Linked DNA regions of Homo sapiens: region 1 is linked to region 2. A link is a loop called in an ENCODE intact Hi-C map of the cell type or tissue named here. Cell type or tissue: PC-3. All regions are shown on one strand. Each heading gives the region's core, and the rest is flanking DNA. Links, peaks and the distances in the headings are about the cores only.

Region 1 (7,696 bases), core at 1,827-6,826, 690 kb after region 2:
GTTCCGTGCCTCTCTCCTGGCTTCTGGTAATTTGCTGGCAATCAATGATGTTCCTTGGCTTGCAGAAGCATCACCCTGATCTCCGCCTTCACCTCTATGTGGTATTCTCCCTGTGTGCATGTCTGTCTCCAAATTCTGCTCCCCACCTCTTTTTGAGACACGGTCTCGCTGTATTGCCCAGGCTAGAGTGCAGGGACACCATAATGGCTCACCACAGCCTCGATGTCCTGGGCTCAAGTGATTGTCCTGCCTCAGCCTTCCAGTAGCTGGGAACATAGGTGCATGCCCATGCCACCACACCTGGCGATTTCTTTCTTTTTTTTCCTTTTTTTTTTTTTTGGAGAGACAAGATCTCCCTGTGTTGCCTGTTGCCCAGGCTCATCTCAAACTCCTGGGCTTAAGTGACTCTCCCACCTCAGCCTCCCAAAGTGCTGGGAGTATAGGCATGAGTCACTATGCCTGCCCAAGTTTCCCCTTTTTATAAGGATAAAAATCATATTGGATTAGGACTGAACTTAGTGACCTCATGTTAACTTGATTAACTCTGCAAAGACCTTATCTCCAAATAAGGTTGCATTCTGAGGTACTGCAGTTAAGGACTTCAACATGAAGTTTTGGAGGACACAATTCAACACACAAAAATGTTATTTTTAAAAAGAAGTTGCAGCCAGGCTCAGTGGCTCATGCCTGTAATCCTAGCACTTTGGGAGGCCAAGGCAGGTGGATCACTTGAGGTCAGGAGTTCAAGACCAGCCTGGCCAACATGGCGAAACCCCGTCTGTACTAAAAATACAAAAATTAGCTGGGTGTGATGGCATGCACCTGTAGTCCCAGCTACTCGGGCAGCTGAGGCAGGAGAATTGCATGAACCCTGGGGTCAGAGTTTGCAGTGAGCCAAGATCGTGCCATTTCACGCCAGCCTGGGCGAAGAGCAAGACTCCATCTCAAATAAATAAATAAAATAAAAAGAAGTTACTTAGCCACGTACGGTAGTGCATGCCTGTAGTCTCAGCTACTCGGGAGGCTGTGGCGGGAGGATCACTTGAGCCCAGGAGTTTGAGGCTGAAGTGAGCTGTGATCACCACTGCACTCCAGACTGGGTGACAGATCAAGGGTGTCTCAAAAAAGAAAAGTAGACATTCTCTAAGTGAATTGATTTCTTACAAAAGGTATGACATCATGTTGCTTTGTAAAGACAAAGAAAATAACACCATTAATAAAACAGACTCAGAAAAAAGAAAAAGAGACCCAGGAGCAATTCAAGAGTTCACAATGAAGAATGCTTTTTCAGATTAAATAAAAAACAGTTCTTTTCTACTTGTGGGATTTTGCATGGAGGCTGCTATAGAGAAGGGTGCTTGTGAGAAGATGCCTTATAAAATGAAATACAAACGTTCCAGTGATTTCTGCAGCATTCAATCTTCCCAACAGTTCCCTGAGCTGAATATTATTACCCTCACTTACCAATGAGAAACTAAGCCTGAGAGAGGTTAACTACATTACCCCAGGCTACATTTGGTAAGCGGTGGGGCTGAAATTTGAAATCAGACTGTTGTGACCTCAGACCATCACATGCACTGGCCGGAGTAATTTTATGAGTCCTGGTTGAAGGCCAAGTATTCACCTTTGCAATGGATCCAAAAGATGCTGCCCAGCACACAGTCCAAAGAGGCAGTAATCCTCCAGAGGGAATGACCATGTATCATCCACAGTGCTCAGGGTGTCTGCTCCACATAATAGATGCTCAACAAACAAAACCTTTGTGAAGTCACTGTACAGCAATAAGATTTATTTCACCTATGGAGGTAGTGAAATTTTCTTTGGCAGTTCTGGAGGTTAGATAGAACCTAAAAGTTGATAGCTTAATAGAAGCATTTGTAACCCCAGCAAGATAAACAGACACAACTTCAAAGGCCAATTCCAATAAAATGCTGAGGGGCAAGAAAACCTGGTTTGTTCTTTCCCAGATTCTCGTCACCTGAGGTCAGGAGTTCGAGACCAGCCTGGCCAACATGGGGAAACTGTCTCTACTAAAAATACAAAAATTACCTGGGCGCGGTGGCAGGTGCCTGTAATCCCAGCTACTCGGGAGGTTGAGGAAGGAGAATCGCTTCAACACGGGGGCGGGGCGGAGGTTGCAGTGAGCGGAGATCGCGCCACTGCACTCCAGCCTGTGTGACAAGAGCGAAACTCCGTCTCAAAAAAAAAAAAAAAAAAAAAAAAAAAAAAAAACAACGCTAGCAAGTGGAATTATTTCAAAAGCAACAGCCTTGTTTCCTGAGTGATCTGAGCTCAGGAACTCTGCCTGGGCATCTAGACAGGAGAAAGTATCTACAGCGTGGGGAGATCTGAGTCAGAATTATAGAGCACAGTGCTGAAGCCATACATTTTCCTGGATTTAGACAGTTTCCTCCTCCATTTGCCTTTATTTCCTTGCATTCTCTTTTCATCGGCTCCATTTTTGCTGAGTATTCCTTTGCTTTATTCCCAACGAAAATCGAAAAGACTTGATGTTCTGAGAAATTCTGAGACTGGCAGTTTTGATTTTTCTTAAAAGGATAAAAATTGCATCAGTCAACACCTCCCTCCACACTCCCCCCACACACATCCTCATCTTCCTGGAAGATGATACAGTATCCTAGAGCGTTGTGGAGAGGATGGAGAGGTCAAGGAAGCCCTGGCTTTGCAGAGGCACCTGTCAAGTTCGGGTTAACAGCTGCCGCCTGTGTCTGCCCTCTGCAGTCCAGGGAAATAGTACCCACACGGTGAGACTCCACCGATCCGGAACTGGAGAGGGTGGGGGGTTCTAAGGTTTAGTGTGACACAAATGTCAGGGCAGAACTTTCAAACAGGCTGAGCCCCAGTTCAACGTGGGTGAGTGCGCCTGAGAGCCCAGCTCTGGGAATTGAGCAGACTGAAAATGTGGAGAGTAGTTTGGCCAGTGAAAAATTGTCACCGTGTTCGGATCAATGCTTTGAACCCGCTTTTAAGTGCGCCACGTTCACTTGGGTCAGGCTCTGGACATTGCGGTGGGCTGAGGTTTTCGCGGGCACGATCCCCCACACTGAGTTTTCATGGAGACGACCAGGGCCGTCGAGGCGGGGAAGGGAACGGACTAGAGGCTGAACTTTGGCTTCTTGCTCTGAAAGATCACTCCTCCGGTTCCGGGGCAGAGACTCAGACCAGCCTGTGGGATTACACGAGACAGGATCGAGTCCAAACGGGTCCCCAGCTCGGCAAGGCGCGCCGGAAGGAATCTAAGTGTTTAATTAACTGCCCCCTTCACACACCCCCCGAAGGAGAAGGAACTCAAATAGGCACCCCTACCCAAATCGTTTGATCAGAGGAAATTGGGTTTGTCTCTCCCCCACCCCCCACCCCGTCCCTTCACTCTTCCTGTGTTTCAGTCCATCGGGATTGTTGGTTAAAAAAAAAAAAAAAAAAAGGCTTATAATCGGGGGCGGGGCAGAGGCTCCGAGCGAGCCGCACTTGCGACTCTGGACCGCGGTTGGTGAACTTTTTTCTCCCTGCGCATAATCCGCCTGCTGCTCTGCCCCACTGGCTGCGCGTGGAGCCGGTCCCAGGCCTGCTCGCAGCCCTGCCCCCGGGCGCGGCCCGAGCCGGGCCCGACCTCGCTTTCAGGGCCGAGCCGGGGTACGCGTGGGCGCGCGCCCAGCGGCCTCGATCCCGCGGCGGCGTCCGCGCTCCGCGTTTTCGCTCGCGCCGGGCCCCGCGGCCGAGGGCGGGGTGCGCGGCGGCGCCGCAGCGCGCGGCTCCGGAGCCCGAGCGCACTCCGCCTGCAGCCCAGCTGCCAGCGCCGTCTCCCGCGGCCGCCGCCGCCCGACAGCGCGCCCGGAACATGCCAGCCTCGCGCAGCCTGCGCTGACTTCCCCGAGACGCGCCGCGGTCGGCACGGAGACTTTCTGGGCTCTGGATGGTTCGTGCGCTGCTCACCCTCGCCCACCCCTGACGCCGCGGACCGCAGCTCCTCAGCCCCGCAGCCCCGCAGCCCAGCAGCCCCGCAGCGGCGCCGAGGACAGTGCAGCCGAGTTGCGTCTCCCTCGCGCGAGGTGAGTGGCAGCCTGGATCCCGGCGGATTCCGCAGAGGGGGCTGCGGCGCGGTGGTGGGGGGCGAGCGCCGCAGGGGTAGGGCCGGGCACCTTCGCTGGCACCGCCGGAGTCTGTGACACCCAGACTGGGTCGGTGTCGCAGAAGATCAGGGAGAAGGTCATAATCGGTTTGTTGGGCTGTGTAGACAGGGAAAGCAGATATTGGCTGCAGCATCGCCAGGGCTCCGCAGAGGCTCTCCGCATGGCTCCTGTTTGCTGCATCACAACCAACTCTTCCCTTGGTTTTCTCCGGCGTGGAAACAGGTTCTGTAGCCCGAGGGTCGAGGCGATGCGGGGCGCCGGGAGGCGAGGGTGCGTTGGCGTGTTCCCGCCGCTTAGGATCGCCTGTCACCTACTGGCGTCCGGAGGGAGGGTACCGATTCTCTCCTCTAGCGCTGGGGAAAGGGGCTGGTGGCTTTTTGGCAGAGGCGAATCAACTCCCACCACTCTCCCCAACCCCCTGCCCCGCGATGGTGTTTGCTGAATGTAGCACAGATATAGGGAAAAAATGGGAGCGTCTTCCTCTCTTGAGGTAGAAAAAGTTGAAGAAACTAGGCATGTTAATAGTTATTAGGAGCGGGACTCAGGATGCAGCAGAAAGCTGTTAAATTTTCATTACCCTCTAAGAAAAACAAACGGCATCGCCAGTGACTATTGGCAGTGCTGTGTTATTCTTGGGACTTTGGGAAAATTGTTCACAGATTGTCTTCAGGAGGCTGAAGAACGAGGTTGGGGGTTGGGAGAGAGGGAGGACGGCTGCATCACGCTTAGTTCCAGCTTGCCTAAGGAGGGTTCAGGATCACAAGCCGAACGCGTTTGGTTGCTGATTTTTAAAAGGGTATCAGCGGCAGAACTGAGACCATGAACAAGGCAAACACACCACGGGAACCAGCCTAAAGGAAAAAAAAAAAGCACCAACAACTACAACCAAAAAAACATGTAAAAATCTGCCTCTCCTGCAGAGTTAACATGCATTTGTGCTATCAAATGGATGCATGTATATGTGTCTTTTAGGATAAGTTTTATGAATGACAAATCACTGAAATGGTATCTTGTATCTGTTCATGCATACAGTGTTGTCTACTGCCTCGTCTTAATCAGTACTTTGGAAGGCTGTGCCTGCAGTTGATGTTATATAATTGATGTGGTTCACCATCAGACATTTTTTAATGTACTTTAGGAGTAGAGGGAACTTCCATCTGTCTTTTCAGACAGGCCCAAGGTGTAGACTGGTGAGGGTTGCTAATGTTTGCCGTAGTCCGGCTCCAGATGTGTGAGCTCAGCTGTTGCCTGTCACTTAGGTGACAACTGGCCCTTTCCCACTAAGCCTTTGCTGTCTCCATTATCCTCAGTGAAGTGTCAGTGTTCAGCCGCCTTCTATTATCAGGAGTGGACTCTAGCCCCTTGGGAGCCGGCAGCCTTGTTTGACCGTCCCCAACATTATGTCTGTTTTCAGACTCTAGAAAGGAAAAAAAAAACAAAAAAAAATCCCATGACAGCAAGATAGATACATTTTGAATTGAGCATCAACTTAATCCAAAGATTCTGCTTTAATCAAGACAGTTCTGTAAGGATGACGCAGTATTTGTCAAGGCTTTTCTCTGGAACAATATTTACTCCCACCAGGGGATTTTAAACTTAAACAGCAGCCATTCATCTTGCTGTCTGGTGGAGCCTGGTTCAGTTTGCCTCCAATGTGGTCCTAGCCTTGGTGGCTAGGCTTGGCCTGGGACAGGAATCTGTCATTGTAGCCCAGCTGGAGCCTGAAGAAAGCAAAATACAGCACCTGCTGGTACCAGAGGGTTTCTAAATGCCATCAACTGGCGAGTCAGGAAACACAGAAGGAGATATTTTACCAGCTCTTCCAGAAATGTTTATACAAAGGATTTAGAGGTTAACAATGCATGTGCTCTACATATTAAAACCGAAAGGTGCTACAAATAAATGGATGTTACCCACAGTTAAGGGTTTGCACACTTGCTGATGAACTTGAAAATCTCCAAGTTTAATAAGTCATGGCTAATGTAGTATGATTCATTCTTATAAATAAGCCTCAAAAGGAAGGAAGGAAGGAAAAGAGGGAGGGATGGAGAGAGGGAGGGAAAAAGGAAGGAAAAACTGGATAGTTTATAGAGATAGACATATTGATGCAACTGAATGGGCTTAGTAAATTAATTTTTCCATCTTTAATTTGGTACTAATTGGCGAGTTATCACCGAGTGAGCCTGTTGGTTCATAGGTTTTAAAAAGAAAAATGATATATTTTACTAAAGTGACAGATTCAATCAGTTCTGCCAGTAACACCAGTGAAGCTTAAAAAGCTTATTATGTTTTTATAATCAAGGTCCATGGAAGCACTATTTGTCCATGGTGTGTGGTGGTGTAATAAGTCAGCTTGAGTCCCCCAGATAAAATCTAATATTAGCTAGGGAGAAATAAAGATCTCCTATAGGGTTAATAGCTGAACTCTTAACTTTAGAGTCAGATGTAGGTAAGTCTAGTTGTTCCTAATATTCTCTCTTTTGATAATTCTGAAAAGACCAAAAAAGTTAAATTTTGCAGTTTCTTTGATTAAGGCTTTTAAAAAGTAAGCTGAATTATAAGTTTTAAAAGTTGCATCATAATTTCTCTAAAATCTCTTATAATTACTTGAAAGCAAAATACAAAGAATTAAGTATTATGAGTGATTGTCTATAATACTCATGAAATGGAACAAGAATCTTTACAAAGTATTTTCCAGTAATTAAGTAACTCTCTTAATGGCCTATACCTATATTTTGGGCTCTCTAATATCATGGGAAACAATTTTCAGTAAAGATTATCATTACTTATATTCTACTTACTGCAGTTAATTTCCTGGTTAAAATAGTTTATAAAGAGCAAATTTTTCCTTTTAAAGAAAGACAGGAAAGCTACATGTAGTGGTGCTTGGCTCTATAGCCCCAGCTACTGGGGAGGATCGCTTGAGCCCAGGAGTTCAAGTTCAGCCCAGCCAACATTGTTAGACCCCATCTCTGGGGAAAAAAAAAAAAAAAGGTAATTTTAAAAAATCAAAGTGATTCTCATCTGTGAATAGAAATGTTAAAAGTATCATTTGACTAGGATAGACTCTTCCCCCTTGGAAAAAATAGCTGTCTCTCTCATCTCCATGTTATGTAAAATAATACCAACTGTTTAACCCTTATTAGTGAGAGAATATTAAGATTGCCTAAATCTATGTATGATTATTCCACAATAAAGAGAAGGAGTTAGGAAAGTGAAAGGATTGTGTTTCTGGGTTGCTTGGTTGGTCGATTGGTGTTTTAAGGGACCATTACTTCTTTTTCTTCTGGTCACAGAAGAAAGGATTATTGGATTGCACAATAATATCTTTAGAAGGTTGGTGTGAGCAAGCAAGTTGAGAGAGGGAAGTACAGTAATCTGGGCACCAAGTCCTGCATTGTTGCAGTTCCTCGAAACCTCATGCAGCCTATGGAGCCAGCGCTCCACAGCACGTTCCAAGGACCAAGATGGCATTGAGGAATCTGGAGCAGCCCCAAGCCTCTGACTTCCCCATCTCTGGACACACAGAAATGTAGCGCTTCATC
Region 2 (7,696 bases), core at 1,390-6,389:
GTTAGTAATAAACCTAGATTTAGGCTAAAAATAACTTTAAACAGTTCTACCTCTTTCATCCTTTTGCCTGTCAAAACTATTGAGGTAATAAATTTCAAGTGCCAGCATGGAGAGAGAATTCCCAAAAATAGATCATGTTATTAAGAGCCTTGAGGAAATACTCTATTATAATTTGCTTCCTAGATAATTTTGTAAAATAGATATACAAGAATTATTGCTCAATGATCATAAAATTCCTGTGGAATTACATACTCTAGTAGTCAGTATGAACTCATTTTGGCCCACATGTTATGATAGTGAATACCACAGTGTTGTGGTGAAGGGTCAGAAAAGACAGAGAAACAAATGATGTAGGTGATCAGGAAGCCAAAACCGAGAGCAGAGGAGCTAAAGACAACAATGAGCCTGAACTGAGAAACAAGAAGGAGGTTGGGGGTTTGCGGAATGAAACTTCTTTGTACTTTATTTGAAGATTCACTTCACGAAAATGTTGCAATACTGTTTCCATCTCCAAAAGAATAAAGTCCTAGGTTTGGTAAGGAAGAGTAAATGGAAATTGCAAAAGGTCGTTTTCTTCCCAGAACAATATAAAAATTTTGGCTGCCTTTTCTGGCAGAGAAACATTGAATTATATTTCTTTTTCATATAAAATATGGCCTTTCTATGAGATAAGTCTTTAGGGAAATGAGCCAACATCCTTTCCCACCCTTACAAGCTGTCAGATTATTTTATTTGCTTTGTAAATTTGAATTTGCTAGAAATTATCCATAGAGATGGGCCAAATAGAAGAAATCAAAGTGATATACCACACACAATCACAGTCAACTCAATGTGAATGCAGTTCCTCATGGACTGATTCCAGACTGTCATTTTCTAAATCTCATCCATCAGTAGTCAAAACAACCTGAAGTTATTTGGTTTAGTTTTATCTGATAAACAGGGTCAGGTCTGGACAGCACCTTACAGAGAATTCTTTGGGAAATCTTAGCCCAGAAAGCAAGAATGTTAAAGAAGTTGCACTTTTCCCAATCAAGTTGAACCCATGGGGGAGGATATTTGATCTACTGGATGAATGAAACAGAACTGGATCTTGGTTCATTTTTACTCATTAAGAACTCCACATGCTTTCTGCCAAAGATTTTGCAATATCAGCTGAAACTCATTCCAAGTTGTCGTCCATATTCAAATATGAGACAATTCTATATTCCATCTCGTCATTGCTATAGTAAAAATGGTTTGTTTCCTTTTTCTGTCATAATGCTTCTAAGTTTTATATATTATGATGCTCTTCAGAAAGCTCCTTACATACAGTGGATATTCTCTAAGTTACTCTGTCAATAATGATGTAAAGTAGATCCACAAGTTACTTTTCTACCTAAAACCAATCACTAACAATAAGGTCGTGCATTAATAAAAGACTCTTGACTAGAAATCTCATCACATTTGATCATTAGTTATATCATAAAACCATGCCTGCAGTTTGACTTAGGTATCTACCACTGTAACCCCAGCACCTAAAAGCAAGCCTGCCATATCATTAAAACTTAATAAATATTGGTAGAATGAACAAATGCATTGAAGAAAGACTATAAGCCTAATAACTTTATTTAAAATGCTATTTCATGCCTTACCAGCAAATCTGTAAATGCCTTCTTCTATGAAAATGAATTACATCTAGATACTGCCTGATAACCTTCAGTTTAGTTGTAGAGAAGAAAATATAAATGGATAAATAGTAAAACCACCATCAGAACGTTGGGGTTAGAAAAAGGTTAAGAATAGTGTTATGAGAGTTAAGAAAGGAGACAGGGAATGATTAGCTAAAAGAATGAAGAAAGCTTCTTAGAAAAGGTGGATAATGATAGTGCCTTGAAGAATAGCTAGAAGTTTTTGTGATAAAAAAAAGACTGGAGTAAAACATTGTCCGGCAGTGTCTGGAGCTGGACAGCCTGAGTTCAAATTATAACCTCAACTAGTGCATTTAGCCATGTAATACTGGTGAAATTACTTAACCACTCTGTGTAAAATGAAGATGGTAATATTTTCTACCTGACAGGGTGGTTGTGAAGAGGATGCTAGCTACTCTATGAATTTTCCTGATAAAAGCACAATAGCAGATGAGTGGCACCTCTAGTAACAGATAATCTAGTTAACACTTAACCTGTGAAATATAATATTGAAATATAATATTGAAAGCATTCAAATAACATTACTAACAGCATATCTCAGAACATTAGGCCATCTTTGAACATGTGGCTCTAGACTGCAAACAGCCACAGCCAACCACTGAGGGACTCTCTCTGTCCTGTGTGGACAGACTGGATCCTTAGTAGTACTTCTATGACTTGGTGCAAGTCATCACCACATGTGCAGTGGTAGTAACACTAAGATTTCTCATTTGGCAACCAGCACATTTGACAAGAATATGAAACACTGGTGGGGTGGGGGATGGGAGCACAGGGGGCATGTGTATTCTTAGATTTAAACCTGTAGCTGCTCTTTTGTAAAATCCTTCTAATAAATATAACTTTCCTTCATGCTTTAAGGAAACATTTTTCATAGGATGTGAAGGATTTATGGTGGAAACTGCCTCACTGGAGATTCTAGGAAGCATCTTCACAGGGCCTAATGCTTTCTTACTTGGAACTCTCAAAGAAATGCAATTGAAGTGGCATATGATTCCTAAAATCATGGCAGGGCATTCGTCATTATCCTCATGAATATGGGATGAATGTTAGCCCTGTTCATTTAGTTTCTTCTGATCTAAGATCTTTTTATCCTGAAATTTCCACCCATAGTTGGCCTTTCATATCAAGCACAAAGACTTATGTACATTTTGTCTGATTCAATAACCTCTGGAGGAAGATAGCTAGTGTTATAGAAATGGAAAATTAATTAATAATACCATAGTATGCTCTTTTGTGCATCTCCATTATAGAGCAGCAATATGAGAAATTACTGGCTCCAACAAACAGGCATGTTTGTGTTGCTTTTTCTCAATTTGTGCAAGAACAATGAAAATCAGAATATTACTGTGGACAGATTTAACTCTGGGAACATAGAACTTCCTTCCAGTGCAATCATTTCAGTTACCTTTTCAAAAGGAAAATGAAACTTATTTTAAAAGCCAGGCTTACTTGAACTCAATGTACCCCCTGAGATCTGCCCCTCCCCACAATTGAAGCTTGTAACAGTGTTGTATTACAAAGACTATGAAGGAAATTGTACTCACTTTAAAATTATTTTCTTCCAATAAGTTCTTGTCTTCTTAATGAAATATATCATGTATTTACACATCATATTATCAAAAAGAGAAGACAAATAATTTAGCTTATATTATTAAATATGGCTAATTTAATATCCTACCACTACAGAAAGAAAATATTTGATTACTAAAACTGTTTTACTTTGAGGTGGACAAGAGAGGGCAGTCATGTATTTCATATCTAATTGTGCATACATTTTTCAGCTGTAAAGGATTGATTGGAGGAAAATGATTTTTTCAAAGGATTGCAAAAAATGTAAAATTAATATAAAACATTGACACACACATACTATTTTTTATAAGTAAAAACAAACAGGAAAAGAAACTTTTGGAAGATTACTATATAAATTGCTTTAAAGGTATTTGAGCAACCACATTAAAATAAGAGCAGACATAAAAATCATTTTCTGCTAGGCTTGATTTAATTCAATCTAAAATAAACAACCATTTAAAAATAATACTATTTGAAAAGAAAAGGAGAAAAACTCTTTTACAATCAAAATTTCACAGAAGCTAAATTTTGACTTGAAAAGAATGATGTCCTCTGACCTATAATATATAATCAAAATTGACAAAATTTATAACGGAAAAGAAGGGAATGGTCTCAACTCAGTTCCAACGAAAAGTCTGTTCCTGTCCCAAAGTACCTCCTAGTGACCTCCCATGAACCAGCCCACTGAACTGTCTGTGTGTAGGGGAGGTTGAGCTTGCAAACACTGTGTTGCTACAGGCCAGGAGGGAGCCAAGGGACAGGGCCTGCCCTGAGTCCTTGCCACTGCTGCCATTTTTTGCCCCCAGCACCACTCCATTGCATATCTAAAACATTTTCCTGCGGAGGATCCTAGAGCTTTGCAACTGAATTTCCTGAAATTTTTCAGCAGCCAGGTGTTAAATATAAAATCCCAGTAAAAGCCTTCAGAAAGATTTTCTTAGTTGACCTCAGAAGGAAAGGAGCCCTGGGGACAGCATCTTTATCCAAAGATCAAAATGTGAGGCAAACAGCCAGAAATAATCAGAAGCTTCAAAGCAAAGAAAGAAATCAGACTTTTTTCTTTTTTTTTCTGAAAGATAAGGGATTGTTCATTATAATCTTCTTCACAAGTATTCAGAGCTGGAGAACAAGTTTTAACTTTTGCTTTTTCTAATGTTTTAATGTTTTTATGCTCTTAAAGCTTTGTGTCTTATAATGGGAAAACTCAAAGCCCACTGGGTAGTCAGTTGCAGAGCAGAACTGTCTCCCCAGTCAATTTCAGTTTTTATCAAGACAGAATGCTCTGCAGAGGTAGATACATTTGTGAATTTGATCTTGTTGTTTATTGATCCTTACACAATTCTCTTAAATTGTCATAATAACAGCTATTACTCTGACACATTATCAATGGGAAATGAGGATTCAGAACAAAAAGGAGCTCGTCCTATTGTTGGGTAGTGAAGTGAAAGCAAGATTCATTTATTCATTCAGGCTTATAAAAATAGGCAGTTGGAAAAAGGGAATGAACGAGTGAACACTTAGTAAGCTCTCTCAATAAACGTTGAGTTACTTCCACTTCCAAATGTTCACCAATCACACAGAGTCAAGAAAAAAAGAGATCTCAAGCAGATTTAAAGTAGAATCTCCAGGGCACTGTCTGTGGCAGATATTCTCAAATTTTTGGTCTCAGAACCCCTTTATACCCTTAAAAATTATGGACCCGAAAGAGTTTAAGTGAGTTATATCTAGTTACAATTATCATATTAAAAGTTAAAACTGAAATATATAAATTAATTCATTTAAAAATAACACTAATAACCATTTTCTTATGAAAAGGAACTACCGTCTTCCAAAAGTTAGTTATAAAAGTAGAATTGTTTGACAGTTTTGAACATCTTTTAAAGGTCTGGCTTCACGGAAGTTAGCTAGATTGGCAAATCTGTTGTGATTTGTTGCTTCAGTTGAAGTATATGAAAAAATCTGGTCTCATACACATATATAGTTGCAAAAGGGAAGAGTATTTGAATAGCCATTTTAGTAGTTGTGAATATTCATCTTTTACGTTACATCAAAATTCAAAAAGTGATAGTTTCTTAAAGATTAGTTGCAATATGAAATCTAAAATCATATTCATGAATGCTTTATAGCAGGGGTCCCCAACCTCTGTGGCTGGTCCGTGGTCTGTTAGGAACCGGGCTGCACAGCAGGAGTTGAGCAGCAGGTGAGCGGGTAAAGCTTCATCTGTATTTATTATATTTCTTTATTTCAGACAGAGTTTCATTTTTTGTGCCTAGGCTGGAGTGCAACGGCACGGTCTCTGCTCACTGCAACCTCCGCCTCCCAGGTTCAAGCAATTCTCCTGCCTCAGCCTCCCAAGTAGCTGGGATTACAGGCACCTGCCACCATGCCAGGCTAATTTTTGTATTTTTAGTAGAGACGGGGTTTCGCCTTGTTGCCCAGCTGGTCTCGAACTCCTGACCTAAGGTGATCTGCCTGCTTCAGCTTCCCAAAGTGTTGGGATTACAGGCGTGAGCCACTGAAAGCTTCATCTGTATTTACAGCCACTACCTCCATTGCTTGCATTACTGCCTGAGCTCTGCCTCTTGTCAGATAAGTGCAGCATTAGATTCTCACTGGAGCACAAACCCTGTTCTGAACTGTACCTGTGAAGGATCTAGGTTTCATGCTTATCATGAGAATCTAATGCCTGATGATCTGAGGTGGAACAGTTTCATCCTAAAGCCATCTCCGCCTACCCCCTGGTCCATGGAGAAATTGTTTTCCATGAAACTGGTCCCTGGTGCCAAAAAGTTTGGGGACTACTGCTTTATAGTCTGTCTAGTTCTGTACATTGGCCTATCTTGCACCTTTAGTGGATTTTTATCTATGCATGATTTTTGTAACATCATGATTTGTTATTTGGAATATATTGGTTCACTCTTTTACATGGTTCTTCCAAATGTACAGTGAAAAATGCCACTGTACACTTACGAGAGAATGAGCTTTTACACACAAATAATGTACTAGCATTATGCCAAAATTATTTGACTCACAGACTCTGTGAAAGTGTCTCAAAGACCCACAGGGACCCATGCTACTAGAGAGCAGCTGCTCTATGGCATCATCATGGCCTTTTTTCTCGACACTATTTAATAAACACTGTTTAAACTCTCTATTGCCCCTTCTACTCTCACAAGTACCTTCATATCACCACTTTGACCTTCTTTTGATTTACCATATACAGGTATTTCTCATTTCAGAAACTTTGTTACTTCTACTTGACTTCTAATAAAGCTTTAGTTTAGATGCTCCTTTTCCCAAGAATCCTACTCTGACTTTCCTTAATTTGGGTTAGGTATCTTGTCTTAGATATTACTCAAATTAATAACTTTTTTTTTTTGAGACGGAGTCTCACTCTGTCGCCCAGGCTGGAGTGCAGTGGTGTGATCTCGGCTCATTGCAACCTCGCCTCCCGGGTTCAAGAAATTCTCCTGCTTCAGCCTCCTGAGTAGCTGGGATTACAGGTGCCCGCCACCACGCCTAGCTAATTTTTGTATTTTTATTAGAGACGGGGTTTCACCATGTTGGTCAGGCTGGTCTCGAACCCCTGACCTTGTGATCCACCCGCCTCGGCCTCCCAAAGTGCTGGGATTACAGGCGTGAACCACCGTGCCCAGCCCTCAAATTAATAACTTATTTATTTGAAATTTCTAAGTAGATTAAAACCTTTAGGGACAAGAACCATAACCATCTCAAAAAGTATTTGACAGATACTATATTCTTCATAAATCTTTTTTTTCATTGTAACAAATATTTCAAAATAATGATATGGAACTGCAGGTAATGAGATGGGTTTCTACTGCATTAAATTCGATTTTTATCGGTCTATATTTGCAGTATTGAAGTAACTCAAGCCTGTTACGTGGAATTTTATCTTTGTAGGCAAAAATAAACTTTCTGCTAAAACTTTCCATTCTTCAAGGGACAGTTCAGGTTTCACTTCCTCTAAAACAACAATAAGTGTTTCTGATCACCTCTGTCTAACAACTATCGCTCATTCTTTTAAACATATGTAGCCCTAAAGTATTCTTATACTGCTCATTTGGCAACTTGCCACGTGTTCTTTATCTTGGAGTGCTGGTTACTTTGGGTCCATGTTTTCCCCACAAGTTCTGAGCTTCTCAAGAGTAGTGACCATGTCCTCTTTACTTTTGGAGCCTCCCTATACATTTCACATTTTCTTGGTACACAGCAGATGTTTAGTAATTGATTTTGATTTATTGGCTTTTTTTGTCATTGGAATCTCAGTCTTCTCTAAAGGACTGTTACGAAATATTTTATTGGTGATTTTTTAATTTGCAGTACAGCCTTTCTTTAAACTTGGATCTGGAGAACCTACATACACAATGAAGCAATTGTACATATAAGAAGAAAAGCACATCCAGTTCAAAGTCTTCTTG

What was found. A loop is a pair of places that touch in the nucleus more often than their neighbours do. Peaks named below come from ENCODE experiments on the same cell type or tissue, not always from the same donor. Only the 100,000 strongest peaks of a DNase experiment are listed, where the experiment ranks them.
Region 1: it touches region 2 in a loop (8-fold over the local background); 44 of 110 quality-filtered maps call a loop at or near these places.

What each region holds. Positions count from the first base shown.
Region 1 is chr12:42,585,839-42,593,534 of GRCh38, reverse strand. PRICKLE1 (prickle planar cell polarity protein 1) reads left to right here and starts at 3,789. Exons shown (of 8, transcript NM_153026.3): 1 at 3,789-4,070. RefSeq lists an enhancer at 2,509-3,066 and a silencer at 3,536-3,785. In PC-3, for the core only: CTCF peaks have their summits at 2,740 (motif pointing left), 4,263 and 4,463; no DNase peak of the experiment used is centred there; H3K4me3 peaks cover 4,437 bases; H3K27ac peaks cover 854 bases.
Region 2 is chr12:43,278,055-43,285,750 of GRCh38, reverse strand. No RefSeq gene overlaps it. Among named protein-coding and RNA genes, the nearest start is that of LINC02461, 130 kb to the right of the region's middle. In PC-3, for the core only: a CTCF peak has its summit at 3,426 (motif pointing right); no DNase peak of the experiment used is centred there.